Linked DNA regions of Homo sapiens: region 2 is linked to region 1. Evidence: read pairs that join two places in POLR2A ChIA-PET (ENCODE). Cell type or tissue: PC-3. All regions are shown on one strand. Each heading gives the region's core, and the rest is flanking DNA. Links, peaks and the distances in the headings are about the cores only. Region 1 overlaps CFAP20DC-DT (CFAP20DC divergent transcript). Region 2 overlaps CFAP20DC-DT (CFAP20DC divergent transcript).

Evidence for each region. ChIA-PET counts read pairs that join two places held together with the same protein. Peaks named below come from ENCODE experiments on the same cell type or tissue, not always from the same donor. Only the 100,000 strongest peaks of a DNase experiment are listed, where the experiment ranks them.
Region 2: POLR2A ChIA-PET joins it to region 1 with 5 read pairs; 1 of 35 experiments calls an interaction of 5 or more read pairs at or near these places.

Annotation. Positions count from the first base shown.
Region 1 is chr3:59,578,504-59,583,888 of GRCh38, forward strand. The region is part of intron 6 of CFAP20DC-DT (CFAP20DC divergent transcript); the gene reads left to right. Among named protein-coding and RNA genes, the nearest start is that of CFAP20DC-DT, 490 kb to the left of the region's middle. In PC-3, for the core only: no CTCF peak of the experiment used is centred there; a DNase peak (open chromatin) is centred at 2,678; H3K4me3 peaks cover 707 bases; H3K27ac peaks cover 1,354 bases.
Region 2 is chr3:59,723,368-59,728,752 of GRCh38, forward strand. The region is part of intron 6 of CFAP20DC-DT (CFAP20DC divergent transcript); the gene reads left to right. Among named protein-coding and RNA genes, the nearest start is that of CFAP20DC-DT, 640 kb to the left of the region's middle. In PC-3, for the core only: no CTCF peak of the experiment used is centred there; a DNase peak (open chromatin) is centred at 3,124.

The DNA.
Region 1 (5,385 bases), core at 207-5,206:
TTTGGGGCTGGCCTTATCTTCTGAGAGTTCCCATTTTGGCAGATCTTCTGAGCTCTTCCACCAGCATCATGGTCTCCATGTATGCCTGGATGCAGCTCTTCTAATGAGACTGATCCCCAAAGCTTGGAAACCTCCATGGTACTAGTCTGGCACTGCCAGCACCATACCATGGTGTTCCTCCCAGAGCAGGGCAGTACTGACACTCAGGACATTACTGGGATTGAATATCAGACACCATGACTTCCTTTGTATGGCCCTGCCCATGCCTCTCTGTCCTCAGGCCACTTCAGGCCCTGCGGACCAGATACTTCTTGCCTCCCTGCAAATCTTTCATGAAAAAAACAGCCCCGCTATAACAGGGCTACAAAAGGCAAAGGTAGCAGTCTAGTTTGGGGTCTTCTTAGAAGCAGTAGGTTTGGGGATTGGGTTGGGGGAGGCCTCTAACATCTTAGCCCAGCATCTTGGGACAGTGGATGTTACTACCTCATGACTGTTGTTAACCTGACCTTTCCTACATCTGCCCTAATACAGAAACTAGGACTCTGTATCTCATCTCTGTCATCCTACAGTGAGGTGAATGCAGAGATCCTGCACTGATGTGAAGCCCATCTGGGATCTCTAGACACAAGGCCACCGGCATGAGCATGGCAGCCCAGGGAGAATACAGATGGTGTACCTCTATGCCAAACGGATCAGAATGCTTCATACATGTAGCACAGATTAAAGGCTCCAATGACACCTTGAGTCAGGATTTTAGGAAATGAACAGAGATTCTAAGTCTCTCAAAAGCCACTCCAGACATAAAAACAAAATACAATAAATTATCCTAGACTGGAACCTTTACTAAAGGGAAAATATTGGCCAAAGGGCATCATCCTAACAATTGCCAAAGTTAGAGAATGCACTGTAGGTTACATAAAAATGGTACCTCAAAGGTAAATTTCCTGAATGTGATAAATGCACTGTGGTAACGTAAGAGAACATCTTTATTCTTAGGAGGCATACCCTGAAATATTAAGAGGTTAAGGGACATAAAATATGCAACCTACTCTCAGTAGTTCATAAAAAATACTAATAAATATCTACAAGATAAATTCTTTAAAATTCATTAATCTGGGTGAAGAATACATTATTTTTGTATTTATTTGTCACATTTTTCTGTAAGTTTGAAAATATCTCAAATATTATCCAAGGGGGTAGTTGTTTAGAGATGAATTTCATCTCTGTGATGTAAAACATGCAAAAATATATCCCAAAACCAAGACCTGCAGAAACTGAGTTGGATATTTGCCCTGGTCTCCTTAGCCCAGGGGTCCCAGTGCTCCATGAGGCCACTACCCGGAGCTAGATGAAAAGCCAGGCCTCCTGAACTGGTCCTTGATGGGGGATCTTAGCCTTTTCTCCCTTTAGAGGAGTTGATGGCCAGATGTGGGGAATTCTGGCTGAAAGTAGAGGCATAAATGCAAAGATAGCACAACACTATTTTGGTGAAAGTTGGGAAGTCTTTTTGCTTCACCTAACAAGGTCTGCATGTTTTTATGAATGCTAACCTTATTACAAGGTATATGAACTCCAACCTGGCATTCATAGATCCCCAGAGCCCATGATAATGACTCAAAGGCATGCTACAAAGTAAATGATCAAATTCTATGATCATTTGTTGCCCCATAATTAGAAACTGGCCATCCAGGTATTTCCCCCAATGGTGCCTCTGACCTGCACCCAGACAGACCTATGACCTGTGAGCTGCTGTCCCCACTTGCCTCCCCCATCACCCAGCTCTCCCAGCACTTAGTGCCCAACCACTGGGTGGAAACTTCCAGTCTTCAGGATCCACCTTGACAACTCCAACAAGTCTGCTTCTGTGTGTTCCTCAGGCTGTCAGCAGCAGGGGTGACAGAGTATAGGGGGGCACCATGAAGTGGTGAAAAGAGCCTCTCCTCCATAGCCTGTCACATTTTGTCGCTCAGACCTCAAGGCCACCCTGTTCACACCCGGAGTCTCCCCATTTATCCTAGGAACTGCGATTCTGCTTTGAGCTGAAATGTTGCCAAGCCTCACATGTAAAAAAATAAATAAATACACAAATAAATCAAAATGAAACAGAAAAAAGACACAAGGATTCTGTCTGCCTGTCACCCCTATGACTGTACAGTCTCAAACTCAGTGCATGATGCCTGCTGAGAGACAAACCTAACACTTTCTGCTTCATCCCCTAGTACTTCCCCCAACCCAGATTTTTCTTTGTCGCTGTATATGAAACAAAAACCTGCTCTGCATATTAGTGGATTTAAACAGCTCTCAGGAGATGATGGTAGAGTAGAAATATTACCAGAAGTTGTAGCTGTTCCAACCAAGTGAGCACCTTTTTTGTGTCTGGCTCAGTGCTGAGTGCTTTATGTGATTTATCTCATTCAGTACTTCTAATCATTAAGTTCTATGTCATCCCCATCTCTCAGATGAAGAAACCAGGAAGTTAACTGATGTGTTCAAGATCTCACAGTTAGCAAGAAGTGGAACCTGAACAATTGTCTGGACACATCTGACTCCAAAGTCCATATTCTTCACCCACTGTATGATTTTGCTCCCCTCCCTGTAAACTATGGAACTGATGTGGGGCTGGGTGTTTTCTTCTAGCGTTTGGACTCTAGCAAAGGCTGCCCTGCCCAAAATGACCTGTTCCCCAGAATTTCTACAGGGAGAGGCTATAATACCTTTATGAGTCATATTTACCTACACTAATGACTGTTAACAATATTAAAGCTGAAACTTTAAAAACGAGTCAACTTGCAATAATCTAATGGAAGCCAGAACATACCTAACTCATTCCCATTTTAGATTTGACTTTGGGATACATTGAGTATTTTGAAAATGACAGACTCCTCTATTTTCTTGGCTCCGGGTGATTAGACTGAGTTTGCCTTCTGTGGGTTCCCCTGAGTCAAAGGAAAGAGAGGTAGCTCAGAAGCATATTGCATCACCAAGAAAAGTTGGTCTGAGAGTGAACATCTATAACAGAAAGCCCAGAATGTGAATTATTCAAAATTAGACAATATAGATTGCACATGCTTCTTGTTAAATAGATTTCAGGTGAGGAACTTGTTGCTTCTCTGTGCAGTTGAGTTCCTCATCCATGCCCAAAAATATAGGTAGAATTTATGTTCTGACAGATGCTTATTTATCCCGTTTTGTACCCATAATCTACACTTGTCTTAATTTCCTCTCAATTATGCTCAGGCATTAACTAATAATGACTAACTACAACCCCAGATAATTATTGCTATCTGTTCCCTTTGTAAATATAACTCCAGCACAGAGCTAGAAGAATAATGGCATATTTACAGAAGGCAGCTAATTAAACTGAGTTCCAATTGCTTTCACTTTGCCAGAAGGAGCCATTTTCACAGCAAAAATTGGGTGGATGCTTGCATGCTTACCAGGAACAACCTGAGGTAACATAATTCAGGGTTCCCGAGGCAAAAATTCAGTGCAAGACAAATATACACAAGCAATAAAAATCTCATTAAGGAAGATATGAAGATTGTTTTACCATAGTCCAACCATTAAAAGGGGGTATCATTTTGGTGGGTTTATTTAAGGAATAGTATATATTTCATTGTTTCATAATGGAAGTAATTGCAAAGGACTCTTAGACAATCCTTGAAGAACATTTTTGTCTTCTGTTTGAATCTTTCTTTTCTAGTTTATGAAACTACTTCACCATCTTTAGCCTCATCATTTCTAAACTTTCTAACAGATCTGAGCATTGTTAAGCCCAATACCCAAAATTGTGAAAGTCCAAACACCCACCCTCACCCCTTCTCCTCCATCTGCTCCTCATTTATTTCAGGAATTTGGTCTTAAGCACAACATGATCTTTCATATAGAGTATGGATGCTTCTGTGGTGTGATTTCTGGAGTTTAACTGAACTCATTAGCAACAGTCACACGAATGCAAGTTCCTCTGACAAACTTGGATTGGAAAGCATGTCTTCAGTTTTCTTTCTCTTCTGGGTTTATAGGTTATTCAAACCCAAACCAAACAAACACCTTCCTGAAATAACAACAGAAAAGGAACCCGACACCTTGCATTGTAAAGATGCCAGATGTTGTCTTGTATTAGTCTGTTTTCACGCTGCTGTTAAAGACATATCTGAGACTAGGTAATTTATAAAGATAAAGAGGGTTAATGAACTCACAGTTCCATGTGGGTGGGGAGGCCTCAAAATCATGGTGGAAGGCTAAAGGCATGTCTTACATGGCGGCAGGCAAGAGAGAATGAGAGCCAAGTGAAAGGGAAAACCCCTTATAAAATCATCAGATCTCCTGAGACTTATTCACTACCATGAGAATAGTATGGGGGAACCGCCCCCATGATTCAATTATCTCCCACTGGGTCCCTCCCAAAACACGTGGGAATTACAGGAGCTACAGTGCAAGATGAGATTTGGGTGGGGACACAGCCAAACCATATCTCATCTCTAAAGGAAGAATGTGTCTTCCTTGTCCTAGCTTTAGGAGAGAAACTCAGGAACGTTTTAGTGCATACTTACCTGGATTATTTAAACAATATTTTCAGTTGCAATGCTTTGCTGTGTTTCTGGATGCTGTGCTGAGTTTTCTTCCTGCCTGTGTGCAATTTCTGAATTCATTTCTATCTACTGGAAGTAGTGATTTGGCAGGCATCAGCACTTTTTCCATGTTTAATTAATTCCTCTAATTTTGTGGTAAATGAGAATAATGGGACTTAATTTTGCTATTTATGTAAAATTGATTGGTAATTATGGGGAGCACAGGAGATTTGGCTTTACAAACAAAAATTAAGTGACCTCTCCATCATGGTTCCTTGGCATGCCTCATTCACTCATCAGGGAAAAGCAGAAATGGCAGCAGAGCAGATGCTGGAGGGAGACGAGGGCAGGTTTTGACTTTTGCAGAAGTTGGAATATGGAAATGTGCAGGGTCTTGTTGAAAAGTCCAAATGAACTCAAGCCAGAATCATTCAGAAGATAAGATGTATAGGACAGAAACCTGTTTAACTGTTTTTATTATGTCATATTTGGCATGATTTGATCACCTAATTTCAATATATTCCTATCTTTTGTGTTCTGACCAAACCAGGGATGGTTGGCAGGAATAAGGTCTCTTCCTAGAGGTGCTTTATGTTAAAGGAAGTTCTCATAAGATGTGGTCTCAAGACAGAAGGTTTTTACAATTATTAATTTCTCTCTTGAAACTGGATGTAGCTCCAGATCTCTGATTCTTGGTAAATGATACTTACATTGTAAAAACTAGTTTGTTATAGGTTGATATCTAGACTTAAATGATGTCTACATGTCTATGTCTGTATCTGTCTCTATAAGTGCCTCTCTACACACACACACA
Region 2 (5,385 bases), core at 180-5,179, 140 kb after region 1:
CTCTTCCTGCCTTCTGAAAAACAGCTTGGCATAGGGAAAAGGGCAAGGAGTTCATATATAGACAGGCATTCTTATTTGTGTCTGACCTGAAGCAAGTTACCAACTCTTTAAGCTTTAGTTTCCTTGTCTATAGAAGGAGAGTAACAGTTACTTACAGATGATTTTGCTCAGCACTGAGTACCAGCACCTAGTACATATAGTATTTGGCATACAATAGGTGTTGCATAAATATTTGTTAAATAAAAAATTTTTAAAGGGAGGAAGAAAGGAAGGAAACATAGAATTTTTAAAGATTTAAATAATGCTTTGAAAATTCTTAGCATAATGACTGGTACACAGATATTCTTCAGTAGTATCCAGTATTATGATGAGGAGGATCCAATGTGATGAGGAAGAATAGATTTAGAAAAAAATCTTCTCAGTGCCTAGAATAGACTCTATATTCTTACTGAAACTAGGCCTGCTCTTCCCATTCCTCCACGGTTACTCTCTTAACCTGTTCAGGCTGCTATAACAAAATACCATAAACTAGGTGGCTTATAAACAACAGAAAATTATTTCTCACAGTTCTGGAGGCTGGGAAGCCCAAGATCATGGCGCCGGCAGATTACTTGTCTGGTGAGCACCTGTTTCCTGGTTCATAGACAGTGCCTTCTCACTGTGTCCTCACATGGTGGAAGGGGCAAGGCCACTTGCTGAGGCTCTTTTTTAAGAGACTCTGCCATCATGGTCTTATCACTTCCCACAGGCCCTTGCTCCTCTTAACACTCTCATTGGTGATTAGGTTTTAACATGGAATTACGGAGGGGAGACAAGCAGACCTTAGCAGTCTCTCCACTTTCCAGTTATGCCTTCAGGGCTGCCTCACCGCTGTTCCATGCATAGTAGGTAATAAAGATATTTTCAGGGCCTAAGTGAACTACATGGATGTGACAATGATTGAGGGTTGTTGGTCGTAGTCATAGTCATTCCAGGTAGGAATGACCCAGGTTTTATTCTGATAACTAAGAAGTTACATCTTAATTATTTTACATTGTTTTATTTCCAGGTTAGGTAATCATTAACCCTTTGATTAACACATTTGCTTTAGGGTAAAAGTAAACATGTTTAGAAACATCTCTCCCCGCCCCCACCAATATGTTATTATCGTATACAAATGCCATTATTTGCACTCACTTACATGACTAAAGGGAGGTTTTCACCTTGAGAATATTTGGATATCCCTTGCTTTTCTTTAACCATTCCTCCCCCTTTGTCTTTGTACATCAGCACAAAGGAGCAACTTGCCAACTCAATAGACTTAGGAGAGAAATTGGGAATGGTAAATTTGCTGAGAGTCCATGGTTACCAGTTCCTCTTCAAAGAACATGGGTTTTGGGGTTACACCCGAGTTCAAATCTCACATCCACCCATTACCAACTTTGTTACCTTGAGCAAGTTACTAAATCTTTCTAGGCATAAATTCCCATGTACATTGTATGAGGATCTTGTATAAATTAAATGACATCATTTACAAATGTATCTACAGCAAATATTCAACAAAAGTTCATTTCCTTCTTACCAGCATGTTGAGCAAGGACATTCAACAGATGGAGACACCCAGAAGAAGGAGGTACATGCCCAGACCTTAGTCTGGAGGTTGGATTCAGGGAAGGATGAATGGTAGAGGTTTCTGTTCAGTAAGACACATGGCTCCTGGTCATCATCTGAAAGAATTGGTGGGGGTTTAAAAGTATTGTTCTATAGCTTTGGGTCAACTGTGATGAAAGCAATCATGGAGGAAGATCCTTTAAACCTCCTTGCCAAAAATGGAGGATCATTCTTTTCCACCATGTGGATTTTGGTGACAGGTATAACAATAAAAATAGGAATGAGCTGAGAGTTGGAAAAGTGAGAACTCAAAGATAACGGGAGAATCTTCTTCGGAATGTCATCAGTACAAGGAGGGAGTAGCTGCCATGCTGTTTCTGTCTAACACAACAGACATGTGATAATGGAAATGGATGTTCATGCACACATCCAGTTACCCACTGCTCACCATAAAATTAGCAACACTCCAGCCCCTGTGCAAAAGAGAAACAGAGTAGTGGGTATTTGTGTCCAAGAAGAAATCAGAGAGAAGAAGGATTCTGCCAGGGACATTGTTCTGAATTAAGCATTGGTTTTCATTGCTTTTGGTATTTTCTCCATGTAGACCAGACCCACTTTAGCAAACAGAGTCATCATTGGCTTTTCCCATATTGGTATCATTAGGCTTTGTTTAGTTCTTGAAACTGCTACAGGAAAGGAGTCCCCATCCAGACCCGAAGAGAGGGTTCTTGGATCTCACACAGTAAAGAATTCAGGGCGAGTCCATAAAGTGAAAGCAATTTTATTAGGAAAGTAAAGGAATAAAGAATGGTTACTCCACAGAGCAGCCCTGAGGGCTGCTGGTTGCCCATTTTTATGGGTATTTCTTGATGATATGCTAAACAAGGGGTGGATTATTCATGCCTCCCCTTTTTAGACCTTATAGGGAACCTTCCTGACATTGCCATGGCATTTGTAAACTGTCATGGCACTGGTGGGAGTTAGCAGTGAGGACAACCAGAGGTCGCCCTCATTACCATCTTGGCTTTGGTGGGTTTTAGCCGGCTTCCTTACTGCAACCTGTGTTTATCAGCAAGATCTTTATAACCTGTATCTTGTGCCGACCTCCAATCTCATCCTGTAACTTAGAGTGCCTTAACCGTCTGGGAATGCAGCCCAGTAGGTTTCAGCCTCATTTTACCCTATATAATAATGATCTCCTACTCAAGATGGAGTTGCTGTGGTTCACACACCTCTGAAAAAACATCTCCTAAAAGGCTCTGGAAACAGTTCGTGTTTACAATGGCCTCATGGGGCCAGCATGGAAATAGAGTGTTTCAGGCTGGCCTTCCCCACCTGCAGCCTCCACAGCCTCCAAACCATGCCAGAATTACAGGAAGAGCCTGAAATGAGAAAACCCATGGATTGACAGGTAGGAATGAAACTCTCCCAGCATTTTAGTTGCATAGACAAAATGGAAGAAAAACTGCAAGTAGGCTTGCAATATGACTCAACTAACTGTTCCACGTGACCAAGCGTTGATTCATTTCTTCAATTCAAAGTCAAACAGTGAAATGTGGAATTAGCCCTGAAGGCAGGGGCCAGGCATTCTGGTGACATTTGCCATTACAACCTGAGAGAGGTTCAGTGTTTGACATCCTGGGTATAAGAATAATTGTTACTTTTAGGGCTGTTCTCTGGATCACAAATCAGTAACCCTCTAGCAGAGGGAAGATTACCAGTACTTGCCATCTTCTCTCACTGGCATTTTCTCTACTGAGCACATCCTGTTCAGACTGCAGTGCTTTTTACCTTCAGCTAAGAGCGAAACATCCTAGACCAGGCTTGGGAACTAGAGGGCTTTCCAGTCTCAAGGAAGCAGCAACAATCATTCCCAATAAACAGGGCTTTGGCAAAGGCATATAATAAGATTTTAAACAAGATGCCGTTGAGTTCTACTCAGTCTGTTGTCTTATACCAGATCAAAACCATCAAATGCCAAATGCCTGAAGTCGCTGTTTCAATGTTGGCTCCCAAAAATGATAAGTCTGCGTCAAATCCCTGAAATCTGTGTATGTGACATTATTTGGAAAAAGGGAGTTTGCAGATGTAATGAAGTTAAAGATATTGAGATCGTCAGCCTGGATTATTCAAGCGGGCCCTGAATCCAATGACAAGTGTTCTGATAAGAGTCACCCAGAGGAGAGAGACACAGAGCGAGGAGGAGGAAAGTGAGATCAGACAGAGACCAGCAAGATTCCAAGGAACGCCAAGGATCATCAGCCACCAGCAGCAGCCAGGAAAGAGGCATGGAATGGGTGCTGCCCCAGAACCTCTGGAGGGAGCATGACCTTGCTGGATTTTGGATTTCTGGTCTCCAAAACTGTGAGAGAATAAATTTCCATTTGTGGTCATTTGCTATGGCAGACACAGGAAACTGATACACCACATGTTGGTGATGGTACTGGGGTCTGGGAGTGGCCCATAAGCCTAAAGAGATTCTCAGAGTCTTTGTGTGAAAAAGAAAAATCCTGGTTTTGTTCTTTGTAGCAGTGCTATAGATGTGTTTTATTTTCCTGTGTAAACTCTAATCCCCACATTTATTAATATAACAGAGGAAAGAAAGAGCCCACTACCGTCATCTTTCCTTGAAGAAATTGACTATTGTGGGCAAGGGGCTTGCTTCCTAACACTCCTTACACTCCTGCCACTCAAACAGCTCAGTCTGAAAGGTCCCATCACTGCATTACATGCTTGTTTTGTTCCTGAAGCTGATTTTGCCATTTTAAGCTCTTGAGCTTTGCTTCTCTGCACTGAAGGCAGGAAGAGAATATAACCGAGGAAAGGTTGTACATTTCTTGTTCTATTATGTTACCTACCAAAATGGAAACTCTAAATCTTAGCCTCAACAAACCTTTGGTTTATAGGAAGCACACTAGTTCTAAGAGATCCACTTCCTGAGTTATGCCTTTCAGAGACTGTAAGATATCAATTTTTAGGTTAGCACAGGCTAAATATTTTAACTACCATTTTATTTCCATCCAGGCCAAGGGACAATTTAGGAAAGGTTCTATTCTGAGTACATAGCCAAGGAAGTGTGGAAAGGCTGTTGATGCCATTGTTTAGAAGTTAGCCTGTCATTCATCATGATTGAAACATAACCCCAATGGCTTCCACAAGTGTAATAAAACGCTTTGCAAAAGGTTGCAGAATTGCAGGATGTAATAAAATCTGCTTAGCTTCATTTCCAATGCCGCAGAGTTCTAGAGAACGAGACCCATTTCCTTATGCCTTGGGATTTGTTCAAGTTACTTTCATGCCTGAAAATGACGGAACATAAAAACAGACATTTAGTTAGAATCAATAGTATCTTTTGAGTCATGGCAATAAATAAAATATAAGTTTGTTTACTGCTAATCTTTTAGATTGCCATTAGCATTTTACAAGAGGCCCTGTTGATAGGGATGAATTATATAAAATAGATGGACTGCAGCCCTGCTGATGCCTGCAGTCACTCTGGATTCTCACATTTCCTGTGGTCTCTGGCTACTGCCCTTGTCACCAGAGGTCAGTGGCATGGTCTCTTAAGAGTGTCTGTTATAGACACAAATCTTACCTAGAAACAAGCCAATTCAGGTCTGTATTAATTAGGTGAGGACAGGATCCCAAACAGCCATTGTCAGAATTGCCTGCTGACCACTTGTTAAAAACACAGATTTCTGGGCTCTGTCTCCTACATGATGACTTAGCAGGTCTGGATAAAGGCCCAGGAATCTGTGTTTCTTGGCAGGTTCTCCACATCTGAGTTGTTCAACC